Regions from separate parts of the Homo sapiens genome. Here region 1 is linked to region 2. The links are chromatin loops, found by intact Hi-C in ENCODE. Cell type or tissue: gastrocnemius medialis. All regions are shown on one strand. Links, peaks and the distances in the headings refer to the core of each region. The heading gives the core; the rest is flanking DNA. Region 1 overlaps CUX1 (cut like homeobox 1). Region 2 overlaps CUX1 (cut like homeobox 1).

Evidence for each region. A loop is a pair of places that touch in the nucleus more often than their neighbours do. Peaks named below come from ENCODE experiments on the same cell type or tissue, not always from the same donor. Only the 100,000 strongest peaks of a DNase experiment are listed, where the experiment ranks them.
Region 1: a loop joins it to region 2, with 3 times the contacts of the local background. A loop is called at or near these places in 2 of 110 quality-filtered maps.

What each region holds. Positions count from the first base shown.
Region 1 is chr7:101,952,669-101,960,997 of GRCh38, reverse strand. The region is part of intron 2 of CUX1 (cut like homeobox 1); the gene reads right to left. Among named protein-coding and RNA genes, the nearest start is that of CUX1, 140 kb to the right of the region's middle. RefSeq lists enhancers at 7,675-7,969, 7,628-8,153, 7,310-8,329, 8,154-8,329. In gastrocnemius medialis, for the core only: CTCF peaks have their summits at 7,180 and 7,382; DNase peaks (open chromatin) are centred at 4,717 and 7,277; H3K27ac peaks cover 8,000 bases.
Region 2 is chr7:102,141,380-102,149,708 of GRCh38, reverse strand. The region is part of intron 8 of CUX1 (cut like homeobox 1); the gene reads right to left. Among named protein-coding and RNA genes, the nearest start is that of SH2B2, 140 kb to the left of the region's middle. In gastrocnemius medialis, for the core only: no CTCF peak of the experiment used is centred there; DNase peaks (open chromatin) are centred at 2,548 and 3,388; H3K4me3 peaks cover 361 bases; H3K27ac peaks cover 3,545 bases.

The sequences.
Region 1 (8,329 bases), core at 41-8,040, 190 kb after region 2:
CTCCCTCTCCTGCATCTCAACCTTCACCTTCTGCATCCAGCCATTCCCGGGGCTCCCTCTCCACAACACCAGGAGGCCTCGGTGAAGCTCACCTTCTAATCACAGGGCACTGGCACTGGAACTGGCAAAGCAGAAACATTTAATACACATTTGCTGAGAGGGAGGAAGCTCTTAAGACTCCACACACTCAGCTCTGTTAGGACAGCACACTGCCCTTCTGTGGAATCAAAGTTGTGACCAATGCACAGTAGGAAATAAACAATCTTTCATCTCACTGAATTATCTTTGCATGACCAGGCTCTTAAAGCTTATGATTAAAAAAGGTATATTAAGGCCTCTTTGAGAATTTGCTTTTTTGAGACGGGGTCTTGCTCTGTTGTCCAGGCTGGAGTGCAGTGGTGCCATCTCTGCTCACTGCAGCCTCAACCTCCCAGGCTCAATAGATTCTCCCACCTCAGCCTCCGAAGTAGCTGTATCTGGGATCACAAGTGTGTGCCACCATGCCCAGCTAATTTTTTCTTTTTGGGCAGAGATGGGGTCTTGTCATATTGCCCAGGCTGGTCTCAGACTCCTGAGCTCAAGTGATCCTCCCACCTCGGCCTCCTCAAGTGCTGGGCTTACAGGCGTGAGCCACTGCAACTGGCCCTCATTGAGAATTTTATCTGAAGCCAGGACTTCCATAGCATTCCTTGGTAAGAATAAGAATCTCACAATTAATCAGTCATCCGATTAATTGCCAATCCTCCTTTACACGTGAATCTCATTAGAGAAACCTGAAGCGGGCAAGACAAACACAACGAACCTTGCTGCAAAAGCTAAAACGACAGATTCCGGAGACATTTCGGAATGGTGGAATTGAAAGAAACATCAGGGCAAACACAGTTGGTCACTGGGTCGAGGATGAAAAAAGCACCGAACGGAGGCCGCCCCAACCAACCAGGCGCCGGAAAAAGCTCTCTCAATTTCATTTCATGGGACCGTGCGATTCTTACGCAACCGTGCCAATGTGAGGCATCTCGATGGCATTAAAGTCTTGTTAAAACAGCAAACCTGTTCTTTTCAAGAGAACAATGGTATTCTAAAAAGCCTTGCAAAATTAATCGAGTTATTACCCTATAAAGAGTCAAACATGTAACTATGTTTAAAAGGGTCCACAGGTTGTACCATGTCCAAACAGAGAATATGTACGCGGTGAAATCCTCCGCAGAACACCTTCCCATTAATTAGGCAGTGGAAACAGCAGCCTCCCCAAATCGAGCAGGAACAAACAGGAAAGAAAAGAATATACTTCTTGTGAGAGAGAGGGGAAAAAAAATACACGCAAACAAAGAAATTAAAGGCAATGCACTCCACCCTCGATAGAATCAGTTTCAACAGAAATAATGAGAGATCTTACGTGGGCTGCCATGATTTCTTCACGTTGCTCTAAAAGCGGAAGGCGGCTTTCCTGGTTGGCACCCGAAGAGGCAGAACACTGAGGACTCAGAGCCCAAAGAGAACCACCGCCTGCCTTAGGAGGGGAGTGCAGCCTGGTTTGCCATATAATGACGAGAAAAGCAAATCAGCTGGGAGGAAAGAAGGCAATTCTTCTTATCTGGGATAGGAGGGAGAGAAATAGGAAAACTTCCCAGGTGGTGAGTTAAGAAAAAAGGGGAGAGGAGTATTGGCAACTTGGGAATGAGGATGCCAGGTGAATACCCTTGTCTTAGCCACGCTCTCTTGCACACACACACACACACACACACACACACACACACACTGCACACACATAGAGCTAGGTAAGGAAAACATTCTGGGGGAAAAGTCTGTTTTTCCTGAATCTATAGGCACCATCCAATCATCCAGGCTGGGCGTGGTTGCTCACACCTGTAATCCTTTGGGAGGCCGAAGTGGGCGGATCACTTAAGCCCAGGAATTTGAGACCAGCTTAGGCAACACTGCCAGACCGTGTCTCTATAAAAAATTTAAAAATTAGCCAGACATGGTGGCTGGCATGAGCCTGTAGTCCTAGCTACTTAGGAGGGCTGAGGTGGGAGGATTGCTTAAGCCAGGGAGGTCGAGGCTGCAGTGAGCCACGACTGTACCACTGGAGTCCAGCTTGGGCGACAGGGCAATACTGTCTCTTAAAAAAAAAAAAAAAAAAAAAAAAAAAAGGGCATCATCTCCTTATGACAGAAAAGGAATTCTCTCTGTGTTTTCATGCTTCTGTGAAAACTTCAGGACTGGCCAGTGGCTCATGCCTGTAATCCCAGCACTTTGGGAGGCTGAAGTGGGCAGACTGCTTAAGCCCAGGAGTTTGAGACCAGCCTGGCCAACATGGTGAAACCCCGTCTCTACTGAAAATACAAAATTAGCCAGGCATGGTGGTGCGCACCTGTAATCTCAGCTACTTGAGGGGCCGAGGAAGAAGAATCACTTGAACCTGGGAGGTGGAGGGTGCAGTGAGCTGAGACTGTGTCACTGCACTCAAGTCTGAGCAACAGAGTGAGACTCCGCCTCAAAAAAAAAAAAAAAAAAAGAAAAGAAAATCTCAGGACCACCCTAGAGTCCTTTTGGGTTACTCCTCCCACTGAACCAAGTTCCATCTCCTAAATATTCTCACATCTTGCTGCTGCTGCTGCTGCTGCAGCTTCAGGCCGGGCCCACATCCTGGCTCCCAAGTAGGGCCCAGTTCCCACGACAGCCCCACTACGTCTCTCCTGAGCCCCAGGGTTCAGCACAGATGACATGACTTACACAGCACACACCAGATGTCAACGCTGTCATTTCTGTTACCTGTGTGCCCCTTCCCACCTTTGGGTTGGAGGTTCTAGAAGGAGGGGGGCTATTTTTACCCACCTAGCACTCTGCACACTTCACACGGAGTCTGGCACATGGCACGGTGGCAATATTTCCACTAATAACAGCAAGTATTCCAGAAACATGTTCCAGCAAAGGGCTCGCATACTTTTGTCTCATTTAATCACTTTAGCAGCTCCATGAGATGGGTACCAGAGATCCCCCATTACACGGGTAGGGACAAGGAAACTCAGATGACTGAATTACTTGCCCAGGGACTGCAGTGAGTAAACGGCAGCTGGGGTTCTGATCTGTGGGACTTCCAAACTCTCACACTTAACCACTGTTTCCGTTTAAAGATGTCTGGTGAATAAATTAATAAGTACGAAGAGTCTTTCAAAAAGACTCTATTTTGCAGACTTGGACATTTTCTTATTGTTTTCAAATTAAAAAGTAACATTCTCTTGTTTTTTTTAAATTATTTTATTTTTTAAGAGATGGAATCTCACTCTGTTGCCCAGGCTGGAGTGCAGTGGCGTGATCTCAGCTCACTGCAACCTCCACCTCCCAGGTTCAAATGATTCTCCTGCCTCAGCCTCCCTACTAGCTAGGACTACAGGCGCCTGCCACCACACCTGGCTATAATTTTTATTGTATTTTTAGTAGAGACGGTGTTTCACCAAGTTGGCCAGGCTGGTCTCGAACTCCTGACCTCAGGTGATCTGCCTGCCTCAGCCTCCCAAAGTGCTGGGATTACAGGCGTGAGCCACCGTTCCCTGCCTAAAAAAAAGTAACATTCTCTATGGAGAAAATCTGCAAAACACAGAAAAGCATAACAAAGAAAAAAGCCAATCTCACACCAACCAAAAATAATCCCTGCTAAGACTTAGAAAAAGGCCTGGAAGAATCCAGTGTCCTCATGTTCACCAGCCCTTGTGTGATGTGCAGGTATTTGCATCTATTGTGCTGTATGTCTATATATTCATCTTGTCTTTATATTTTTGAACATTTTTCTTTCATTAAACTAGGGTGATACAGCATCTTTAATTCTTACTTTAGGTGATATCATGATCTTTTCTGTGTTAGTAAATATTCTTGGGAAACAATATCAGTTACATAATAATTTGAATGAATGATTTTTAGCATCATTTAGCCGTTCCTCTATATTGGACACTAGCCTTGTTCCCTCCCACCTGTTTTTAGTATATCAATAACACTATAATTAACATTATTGTTCATAAAGCTTTGGCCACATTTCTTTTTTTCTGTTTGAGACAGGGTCTCACTGTGTCACCTAGGCTGGAATGCAGTGGTGTGATCACAGCCCACCACAACCTCGACCTCCCTGGCTCAAGCGATCCTCCCGCCTTGGCCTCCCAGATAGCTGGGACTACTGGTGCACACCACCATGCCCAGCAAACAATTTGTATTTTGTGTAGAGACAGGGTCTCGCTATGTTGCTCTGGCTGGTCTCAAACTCCCGCACTCAACCCGCACTGCCCGCTTCGGCCTCCCAAAGTGCTGGGATTATAGGCGTGAGCCACTGTGCCCAGGCGGCTTTAACTGTATTTCTAATTTTTTTCCTTGGGATAGATTTTCAAAAGTGGGATTGCTGGGTCAAAGGAATACAAAATTCTCAAGGTAACTGTTTTCAAAACAGTCTGAACAGACATTCCTATTATACCAGTTTACCCCTGAAGAAGTTTTCTGAAGGAAACGTTGACTCCATAATCCATCTGATTTTTTTTTTTAAACTGACCTGCTTCACCATCAAGTCATGAACTACATATCCTTTTATGAGTCAGATTACAATTTGGTGTATCTGGTGTCACATGCTAATAAGTTAGCTGGTGATAAATATAACCCATCTATCTCTGCAAAAGGCCGATCTCGGCACAGAAATGGAAATGATCTCAGCTTGGCATCCGGAGAGGCCGCTGTTTAACTGAGGCACTGCGATTCTCATTTCAAATGAGGGCGCGTGCATTTCATCCCTACCACTGTAAGATGCGGAGAGCCGGCCACGCTGAATGTTTTGTCCCCCAAAGCTGCCTCCTTTTTTTTTTTTTTTTTTTTTTTTTGAGACGTGGGCTCACTGCAAGCTCCACCTCCCGGGTTCACGCCATTCTCCTGCCTCAGCCTCCCGAGTAGCTGGGACTACAGGCATGTGCCACCTCACCCGGCTAATTTTTTGTATTTTTAGTAGAGACGGGGTTTCACCGTGTTAGCCAGGATGGTCTCATCCCCTGACCTCGTGATCCGCCCACCTTGGCCTCCCAAAGTGCTAGGATTACAGGCGTGAGCCACAGGGCCCAGCCTTTTTTTTTTAACCTTAGAAACAGGGCTTTGCAAGTATTCGATTGCTCAAGGGTAGAGAACAAAAGTTGTGACTCTTAGCCCTGTCCTCTATCTCCCTTAGAAAGGTGGCTACAAATCCCTAGGTCCAACCATTGGTGCCAATGTTCTCTTCAAGTTCCCTTTTCTGATTTCCCGTTAGTGGAGAGGGTCAGTGTAGAAGATCTTTAGCCCCGTAGCACCATCCTTGGGCCCAGTGACACAGCCAGCCAGAAAGACACAGTCTGGGACTTCTGAACTGGCTCAGGAAGGGTGCAAATTAGGAGAGGGGCCCCAGCTGTGCGTTCCCTGGGACACATGAGACTGCAGAAGTGGGGAAGTGGGTAGGTGCGGAGGTCAGGCATGCCTGCTATCAGAGCAGACAGACCTGGTGGAACTCCAGCTCGGTTACTCTCTGGCTGAATGGCTTGGGCTCAGTTCCCTCAAGTCTATAAAATGGGCATGATATTATTATGCCTCCTCATCAGGGAGATGTAAAGACTGAATGAGAGAATAAATGGGTAGAACTCAGCACAGTGAATACAAGCAGCAGGTGCTTGCTAATATCACTGAGAAGCAAGAAATGCCTTTTTCTTGATGCTCAGATCACCTGTGTCACAGCAATGGTCCAACAGGGAGAAGGGAATGGACCAGGGAGGAGGCGCAGAGCGGAACACAAATCATCCTCTCCCTTCCTTGAACCTGCATTTTTTTTTTTTTTGAGACTGAATCTGTCTCTGTCACCCACGCTGGAGTGCAGTGGCATGATCTCAGCTCACTGCAACCTCCGCCACCAGGGTTCAAGCAATTCTCCTGCCTCTCGAGTAGCTGGGATTACAGGTGTGCACCACCAGGCCCAGTTGATTTTTGCATTTTTAGTAGAGACAGGGTCTCACCATGTTGGCCAGGCTGGTCTCGAACTCCTGGCCTCAGGTGATCGCCTGCCTCGGCTTCCCAAAGTGCTGGGATTACACACATGAGCCACCATGCCTGGCCTGAACCTGTATTTCAACAGCTTCCAAATTCAAATATTTCTATGTAATGCATCCGATCCTCAGCCAGGCAAAGTGGAAGGAGATGGAGTTTGTCGTGGTTAAGCAACAGTCAGACTAGGTGTGTTCATGATGCCACCTGCGAGCAGCTGTGTGACCAGAGCAGTGATTCTGGAAGTTGGTCTAAGCCACAGCTTCCTCATCGCTACCATGGGCAATGGTGGCTGCACTGCAAATGCCAGCACACTGTAGAGAAGGGGTCTTGCTATGTTGCTCTGGCTGGTCTCAAACTCCTGCACTCAAGTGATCTGCCTGCCTCGGCCTCCCAAAGTGCTGGGATTATAGGCATGAGCCACTGTGCCCAGCCAGCTTTAACCATATTTCTACTTTTTTTCCTTGGGATTCTCCTTGGCAATACATACAGCTACAAAAGACGCTAGGCACCAAGCCACACAAATATTTACAACGAGGACGGGAATAATAGAATAATCACAGTGGCTAACATTTATTGAGCCCTTACTTTGGGTTACAATTTTATTTTGTTGAGACAGGGTCTCACTCTGTCACCCAGGCTGGAGTGCAGTGGCACCATCATAGCTCACTGCAGCCTTGAACTCCTGGGCTATCCCCCAACCTCAGCCTCCCAAGTAGCTGGGGCTACACGTGTGCACCACTGTACCTGGCTAATTTTCACATTTTGTCATAGAGATGGGCTCTTGTTATGTTGCCCAGGATGGTCATAAACTCCTGTCTCAGGCGTCTCAGACACATAAACTCGTGTCTCAGGTGATCCTCCCGTCTCAGCCTCCTGAGTAGCTGGGACTACAGGTGTGCACCACCATGCCTGGCTGACTTAAAAAAATTTTTTTTGTAGAGATGGGGGTCTTGCTGTGTTACCCAGACCAGAGGGTTACAATTTGAAAAGATACTGAATTTACTTGGTCTTCCAGAACCAAGAGCCTAAGACATACAGACATGCTGCCCATAAAGAGAATTAAAAGGCAAATGTAAAACTCCAAGCCATAATTTCAACATCACAACGTGAGAAGTGAACAAATGCTTTTTTTTTTTTTGTGGATTTCCCAGAAGAAAACCCTTAAAAGCAAAGGCTGTGCTTCCCCTTCAACCCTCCAGTCGTGAGACAAAACAGACATCGCCAGGCCCGACTGTGTCCTGGCACGGGCCTGAGGCTCTGCTGATCCAGCGCCTTATCTATATTTGGTACGTGAGGTAAAGCAAGAACATCTTATTCCTCCGCCTTTAATAAGCCAGCTTAAGACATCATTACTCACCACCAGAGTGAACTCATTTTGAAACTCTGAAGATGGAGAGGCCACTCTTCGCATTTCTTACTAAAAGAGAAGTGGCTCCTCTCCCCTGATTCCTACAACAAGAGCTGCCACAAATACCTTTAAAAAGGGGCAAGGTAAATTCGCTCACCAACTCACCGTGTAATTTCATCAACGAGAAGGCCGAACAACAACACATAGGGAAGTGTTTTTCTTCTAATAAGTACCTTTCTCCAAGAAGCCACCAATTATGAGGGCCGGGAATGTATTTAAATGCTTCTTACCGCACCAAGTGGAAGATCAGCCACTTTTTATTTATTACTTATTTGAAAGGGAGGGAGAATGAAGAGAATAAAATTTCCTTTTCCTTCTCTAACAAGATGAGTCACAATTTCCAAACATTAATCAATCAGTGAGTCACAGTTGGGGGAGAAGAGGAAATGGCTGGGAGGCCTTCCACTGCAAGCTCTTCCCAGAACCGCAGAGAATCAGGAACCCCAGCGGGCTGACTCGACTTCCCCAGTTCCCCTCACACGTGAGGAGCGGGCAGGGCGGCCAGAAGCCAGGCTTCCTGGCCTCTGAGATGCTCCGAAGGGGTCCCTCTGCTCCTTCATTTACGGAACACACACACATTTCGGAGGTGTCTATTTCATGTTGTAAACAGACGGATAAAATGTCCCGACAGAGCCCATGTCCTCCTGGGAAAGGCAGACAATCAAGTCAGTGACCGCAGAGGACACACACGTGCCCTGCGCACCTATGCACACCCAGTGCAGGGGTGGAAAAGGCAACGGGCAGAGGCAAGGGGTGGGGACCTCCCAACACACCTCTGGGACCAGGTAAGCCCCGAGCTGAGACCAGCATGGCGCAGTGGGGGAGAAGGTGGCGGCAGAAAAGGGAGTGAGCCACACAGGACCACATTTGTGCAAATGCGTG
Region 2 (8,329 bases), core at 270-8,269:
CTTACGGAGAAGGGCTGGTCTGCAGTCTCATGCGAGCCAGGGCAAGATTACTCCCAGCAAAGGCACCTGCTGTGGCTGTCGTGCCCTGATGGCGATGGGCCCAGCTCAGACTGAGACAGGGAGGTCTCCCACCAATAACGCCCATGGGGCACCTACCATGAACCACACCCAAGGGAAACAAATGTCCCAGGGGAGGAGTGGGCAATGGCGTAGTGGCGCTGGGACTCCCTTCTCGCTAGCACACAGGAATACACCCTGCACATCCTAGGAGCTCAGCAGGGATATACCGGGCATGGGTGGGTGGGTGGGCAGGGACCCCCTTCCTGTCTACCCAGTGGGAGGCGGAAGGAAATGGCAGCCACCAGCGATTCAGCACAGTGACATCCCAGAAAGTGGTACAAGGGCCTCTGCAGACACCAGGAGAAACAGTATCCCGGAGTAGGGGACATCCAGTCTGTACCCTGGAGGATGAGTACAGATTTACTGAGCAGGGGACACTGGGATAGAGAGGTACGGCTGTCTAGAGAGAGAGGCCACAGGGAAATGGAAGCCTGTTCAATTTTGTAACAACTTTTCAGTGGCTCTCTCGGGGTTGCGAGGCATCCTGTGACCACATCTGCAAATAAAGACGGCAGAGTCTCTTCCCACACCCTTTGAATATTTCTTATCTCACGACAGAATACTACTCAGCCCTAAAAAGGAACGAGTTAATGACATTCACAACAACCTGCATGGGAGTGAAGACTATTATTCTAAGTGAAGTAACTCAGGAATGGAAAACCAAACATTGTATGTTCTCACTCGTAAGTGGGAGCTAAGCGATGAAAATGCAAAGGACTCTGGGGACTTGCGGGGAAAGGGTGGGAGGGGGGTGAGGGAAAAAAGACTATATATTGGGTGCAGTGTATACTGCTTAGGTGATGGGTGCACCTAAATCTCACAAATCACCACTCAAGAACTTACTCATGTTCTTGAGTAATATATAATATATATATATTAATATATTATATATATATAACACATACATTAATGTGTAGTTATATATAAAATACATTATATATATACATTTATTAATGAAATATCCAACTATATCCCTATTTTATTAAGATTTTTAAAATAAAAGATGGGCATTTCTTTGTTTTTTGTTTTTTTGTTTGTTTGTTTTTGATACGGAGTCTTGGTCTGTTGCCCAAGCTGGAGTGCACTGGTGCAATCTCAGCTCACTGCAACCTCTGCCTTCGGGGTTCAAGTGATTCTTGAGAATGCCCCAGCCTCCCTAGTAGCTGGAATTACAGGTGTGCACCACCACGCCTGGCTAATTTTTGTATTTTTAGTAGAGACGGGGTTTCACCATGTTGGTCAGGCTGATCTCGAACTCTTGACCTCAGGTGATCTGCCTGCCTTGGCCTCCCAAGGTGTTAGGATCACAGGTGTGAGCCACCGTGCCCAGCCTCTTTAGTCCTGTTCTGTTTCTTGGAAGCACCATGCTTGTCCCACCTACAGGCCTGGGTCTCAGCCCTCCTGGCCCTCCTCTGAGAGGCCTCTCCACAGCCACACTCTCCATTGTCCATTCATTTTGTTTCTGTTGCATTTATTCCCGTCTCAAAGTCTCTTGTTCATATATTGATTACTTGCTTATCCACTGCCATAGTTCCAGGGAACACAGCAGGTACTCACAAAATACTGGTTGACCAAATATGCAAATTTATTTATTTATTTATTTATTTATTTTTGAGACGGAGTCTCGCTCTGTCACCCAGGCTGGAGGGCAGTGGGGCGATCTCGGTTCACTGTAACCTCCGCCTCCTCAGCCTCCCGAGTAGCTGGGAGTACAGGCATGCGCCACCATGCCCGGCTAATTTTTCTATTTTTTTAGTAGAGATCAGGTTTCATCATGTTGGCCAGGCTGGTCTCGAACTCCTGATCTCCAGTGATCCACCTGCCTTGGCCTCCCAAAGTGCTGGGATGACAGATATGAGCCACCGCACCGGCCCAAATATGCAAATTAATGACACCTGTGATACCTGAGGTCCCCTGTCTTCTTGACAGACAGCCATTCACTGGCTAGTATTCTAAAGGGCAGAAAGGGTAGAATTCTTTTGGCAAATTGTAAATACAACTTTTAAGGAAAGAGCCTACAAGATGTTATTGCAGAAGGAAAATGATTCGCTTTTCAGAGCCTCTGAAAAACAAGGCAATAATAGTCTTGGGGGAGAAGTATTGAAAGACCCAGAATTAGGCTTCTTTTTGTCCAATGGACCGTGAGGTCCTGGAGTGCAGAACCAGGTGGCCCAGCTCACCACTCATCACTCATCCCCGTGCCCAACACGGATCTGTGAACCAGGTCAGGACTGAAGACACGGAGGCTGATGGGGAAGGGGAGGAGGGGAGGAGAGAGTGTTTTTCGGGGAAAGGTTTTCTTGGCAGCCCTCATCTGTATGACTTGCCCTATCTTTCGTTTTCCACCCAAGGTTAAACCACTTCTGCTTTGGCAGAAGTAGAGGGGAGGATGAAGCCATCTTGCATCTGCCAAGCCCCGGATCAAATGTGTCACACTCCACGGTGGCCCCACCCCTCCCCAATCAAAGGCCTGGAAAGAGAGTCGGTCCAGTCTGTGGAGCTTTATCCCTACAGATAACCTTCTGGAAATAGCGGTTTTCATTTTTGCTGGAAGTAACACTGTGCCGAGAGACAGTTAAACGGCCAGGATGTCACCTCTGTCTGCTCAGAAATTAACCAGAATTTGTTCTCTGTAGATTACCATTATACTAATTTAAATGATACAAAAGTAATGATTAAAAACAAGTTTAGGCCAGGCGCAGTGGCTCACTCATGTAATCCCAAGCACTTTGGGAAGCTAAGGTGGGTGGATCACTTGAGTTCAGGAGTTTGAGACCAGCCTGGCCAACATGGTGAAACCCCATCTCTACTAAAAATACAAAAATTAGCTAGGTGTGGTGGCGTGCGCCTGTAATCCCAGCTACTAAGGAGGCTGGGGTGGCAGAATTGCTTGAACCTGGGAGGTGGAAGTTACAGTGAGCCGAGATCACGCCACTGTACTCCAGCCTGGGCAACAGAGTGAGAGTCTGTTTAAAAAAAAGAAAGAAAGAAAGAAAAAACAAACCAACGAACATAAGAACGAGTTTGGTTAAGCCTCATCTTTTCAATCCCAAACGGGAAGAAAATTTCCCTTCCTGCCCCACAAGTTGACGTGTTCATGGGAAACGATTTCAATAAAATCTTCCTTTAGCCAGTCCGAGTATAGCTGATGAACCGAACGAAATGACCTTCTACGGCACGTGCGGGGTCAACTTTCTACCTGTGCCAAACCAATAGCACAGCTCTGGCCGGCTGGGTGCTCACCAGAGCGTGTGACCCCAGCGTGATCGGGAACAGCCTGTGACTGTCACTCGGGCTTCAGTCATCTCCAGGCAGGGAACATGGGACAGCTGCGGCCCAGGGAATGAGGCTCTGATATTGCATAATTCATTCGGCTTCTGCTCCTGAGACCGCACAGTGCCTCCAGGGATGAGCATCTGGGTTCATCGGCGGCTGCTTCCTGCATCTCTCTAGAGTTCTAACAGCCCTGCTCTACCCAAAGAAGTGGAGAGCAGGCTGGGTGTGCAGGTTCCTTTGTTCTTTAAAATCAAGTGAAATTAGGAAAATTGTGGTCTACAGAAAAGAGTGTGGCTGGTGGAAAATGGGTTGGAATTCTTCTCCACTGCATTTTTATTTTGTAAAAATTTTTATTTATTTATTTTTGAGATGGAGTCTTGCTCTACTGCCCAGGCTGGAGTGCAATGGCACGATCTCGACTCACCGCAACCTCTGCCTCCCAGGTTCAAGCAATTCTCCTCCCTCAGTCTCATGAGTAGCTGGGATTACAGGAGCCTGCCACCATGCCCAGCTAATTTTTGTATTTTTAGTAGAGGCAGGGTTTCACCATGTTGGTCAGGCTGGTCTTGAACTCCTGACCTCAGATGATCCACCCACCTCGGCCTCCCAAAGTGTTGGGATTACAGGCGTGAGCCACCGCGCCCGGCCCTCCCATTGTCTTTTAGTTGTTTGACCTTGGACAGACTTCTGAGCTGGACAGTCACCTATACAGGAGGAGCCATGAAATTCAAAGAAATTAGCATGAGGATAAAACAAGAACACAAAAAGAAAGGAAAAGATTTTGTAAACCACCAAGCTCCATGCCTGGATTCATTATGATTGTGTATCAAAGTCAGGACCTTTCTCTTCTGGTGAGCGCTCACTTCCAGTACCTGACACCATCGCGAGATCATCACAATCACCCACAAAGGGGCTTTTGGCCAAAAACTTCTAGCCTGAATCTGATCAAGCCTCTAGATTCAACCACAAATTTTCAGGAAAGCATGAGGACAGAGGAGCATGATAAACTATTTCTGGGGAGGCAATCAGTAAAATCTCAGCAGTGGGGTGGAGAATCTTTTCTGGACAAATGACCCCATTTCTAGCACAAATACATTGCAAGGAAAAGAAAAAGTGACGAAGAGGGAATCTATACAATGACCAAGACTTAAAGATACACCAGCCAACTGCAACGTGTGGATCTTACTTGAATCGAGATTCAAATTTTTTTTTTTTTTTTTTTTTTTAAGACGGAGTCTTGCTCTGTCGCCCAGGTTGGAGTGCAGTGGTGCGATCTCGGCTCACTGCAACCTCCGCCTCTCCGTTCAGGTGATTCCACTGCCTCAGCCTCCTGAGTAGCTGGGACTACAGGTGTGTGCCACCACACCCAGCTAATTTTTGTGTTTTTAGTAGAGACGAGGTTTTGCCATGTTAGCCAGGCTGTTTTCAAGCTCCTGACCTCAAGTTATCCACCCACCTCGGCCTCCCAAAGTGCTGGGATTACAGACGTGAGCCATTGCGCCCAGCCTAAATTAAAATAATTTTAGAAAATAAAACCATTATGAAGTTTGGGGGCAACTAGAAATTTCAAAACTGGCTAGATTTACCTGATCATATTAAAAAATTATTATGATTATTATTTTTACTGTTTTTTTTTTTTTTTGAGACAGGGTCTTGCTTTGTCACCCAGGCTGGAGCGTAGTGGTGTGATCATAGCTCACTGCAGCCTCAACCTCCCGGGCTCAAGCAATCCTCCCACCTCAGCCTCCTGAGTTGCTGGGACTGCAGGTGAAAAATTATTTTTGAATGTGCTAATTGCGCTGTGACTATATTAAAAAGAAAGTCCTTATTGTGAGGATATGTGTGTTAAAATGTTTAGAAAGGAAATGAAAGGATTCTGGGAGTAGCTTCAAGTCAAAACAGGAGTGGGGACAGGTGAGACGGGATGGGCCATGAACGGGAGATGCTGACACCAGGTCACGCGTACGTCGGAAATTTAACATATGAAACATAAACAAAAAACCCAATAAGACAACAAAAAAAGTGAAGAGCATCACAGTAGTCAGGTATCCCTCCATCGTCACTCATTAATTGTAAAGCGTGCACTGATGCTGACTGCTACTATTCCATTTGCAATGAAACAAGGTGATAAGCAAGACATAAAAATACTCAAGAAGAAGGAGAATCTAAAGGACGCTGCATGGCTGTGGCTGCAGCTGTGGAAAAGAATATGGATTAGAAGTGGCCGTCCTGGCTGGGCGCAGTGGCTCACGCCTGTAATCCCAGCACTTTGGGAGGCTGAGGTGGGTGGATTGCCTGAGGTCAGGAGTTCGAGACCAGCCTGGCCAACATGGTAAAGGCTCGTCTCTACTAAAAATACAAAATTGGCCGGGTGGGGTGGTGCATGCCTGTAATTCCAGCTACTCGGGAGGCTGAGACAGGAGGATGGCTTGAACCCAGGAGGTGGAGGCTACAGTGAGCTGAGATCGCACCACGGCACTCCAGTCTTGGTGAGACAGATTGAGACTCCGTCTCAAACAAAACAAAACAAAAAAACAAAAGAAGAAGTGGCCGTCCTGTGCGGTCCACCTGATGCCAGACTCTGCTAACTTTAGTCAAGACAGTTACCTTCCCGGAATCCCGTTTACCCACTTGCCAAGGGGAAAAAAATGTATACAAAGAGCACATCTCTATAAGAAGAATGTGACTTTAAAAAATAATATACCATATATATGTTTTTCTTTGACACAGAAAATGATTGGGCCAGGCGCAGTGACTCACACCTGTAATCCCAGCACTTTGGGAGGCCAAGGTGGGAGGATCGCTTGAGCCCAGGAATTCGAGACCAGCCTGGGCAACATGGTGAAGCTCCGTCTCTACAAAACATTAATACAAAAATTAGCTGGGTATGGTGGTATGCACTTGTGGTCCCAGCTACTTTGGAGACTGATGTGGGTGGATCGTTTGAGCCCAGGAGTTGGAGGCTGCAGTGAGCTATGATCGCGCCTCTGTGCTCCAGCTTGGGTGACAGAGCAAGACTCTGTCTCATAAAAAAGAAAAAGATTGTTAGCCAAGAACAGAGAATGGGAAGAAAATGAATTCTGGAAGGGAACCCCCCAAGTACCATCTGACCCAGGAAGGGAACTGTCATGGTGAGAGGCCTACACTTAGGTGATGGAGGAAACTGAGGCACAAGTTCCTGCTGTTGACATCGTGGGCCGGCAGCCTGCCATCCATTGAGCCCCCTGGCCATGGGACAGTTACAAAGACGCAGGCAACATGGCTCCTGCACTCCGGGGACTTGCCCCAACTGTGCCAGGAATCACGGGTAGACAACAACCTGGCAGGAAATGGGGACCGGTTGTTACTTCTTTACTTTCAGATTTGTTTTTATTATTATTATTATTTTTTAATAGATGGGTCTTGCTCTGTTGCCCAGGCTGGAGTGCAGTGGTTTGACCATGGCTCACTGCAGCCTTGAACTCATGGGCTCAAGAGATCCTCCTGCCTCGGCCTCCCAAGTAGCTGGGACTACAAGTGTGCATCACCTCTCCCGGCTAATTTTTAAATTTTTTGCAGAAACAAGGTCTCACTATGTTGGCCAGGCTGGTCTTGAACTCCTGTCTTCAAGTGATCCTCCTGTCTCGATCCCCTGAATACCTGGGACTACAGGTGTGCACCATTACACATGGCTAATTTATTTTTTGTAGAGACAGGGTCTTGCTCTGTTGCCCAGGCTGGAGTGCAGTGGTACTATCATGGCTCACTGCAGCCTCAAATTCCTGGGCTCAAGTGATCCTCCTGCCTCAGCCTCCCAACTAGCTGGGCTTACAGGTGTGAACTACCACACCTGGCCCTAGTTTCAGACTTTTAAAGGCTGTTTAGGAAGGGATGCTGTTCTGTCATCTATACCCATTGTTTTTAACAGTCTCCTTCATGTTTTAGTGTGAAACTTCGCCAGCAAACCTTCCTACAGGTGGGAGTACTGCTTGCCCAGTTTCTGCATTCTCTCTTTCAGAACCACCTTTCAGGTTCTGTTTGCCATTCCTGGTTTACTTCACCTGTGAGCATCCCGCCTGTACCTCCAACAGACGCTGCCCAAGAATGCGCCAAATCATATTTTGGACAAGACGCGGGCTTCTCTCTCTCATCTGCCTCCTGCGCTGCACAAAAGACACACCACAGGGGAGCAGTGCAGACCTACAGAGGAAGACTGCTAGGATTTCACAAGTGGGGAAACTGAGGTGCAGGGCGGCGCAGTGGTGCATGGGCTCAAGGGCATGGTAGGCAACCTGTCTCTACTAAAAGCCTGGCCTTTACTCCCAAGTACAAGGGTTTCTAATGACTTTCTCCCCTAAGTACTGTGTGGTAGGAAGTGTTAAGGAAAGGTTGGGACCAGGCATGGTGGCTCACGCCTGTAATCCCAGCACTCTGAGAGGCTGAGGCGGGTGGATCACTTGAGGTCAGGAGTTCAAGACCAGCCTGACCAACATGGAGAAACCCCGTCTCTACTAAAAATACAAAAAAAAAAAAAAAAAAAAAAATTAGCTGAGAGTGGTGGTGTGCACCTGTAATCCCAGCTACTCGGGAGGCTAAGGTGGGAGAATTGCTTGAACCCGGGAGGCACAGGTTGAAGTGAGCCAAGATTGTGCCACTGCACTACAGCCTGGGCAACAGAGTGAGAGCCTGTCTCAAAAACCAAAACAAAGCTTTGGTGGCAGAGGCAGAGAAGCTAAAACTAAGAATAAAAAAAATTTCTGATTGCATACTAGTTATCGCTCTCAGCTTCCTCTCCTTCCCCATCCCCAAGCCCAATCCCACTTCCTGGGCCCACCTCCCTGGCTCAGGTCCCAAATCCTGGCATCTTCTGACCAACCCAAGCTCCTTCAACCTTCTTCCACCTGGTTTTTCCCCAGTAAAGTCAATGCTTGGCTCACCTGTGGCTTCAGAGTTC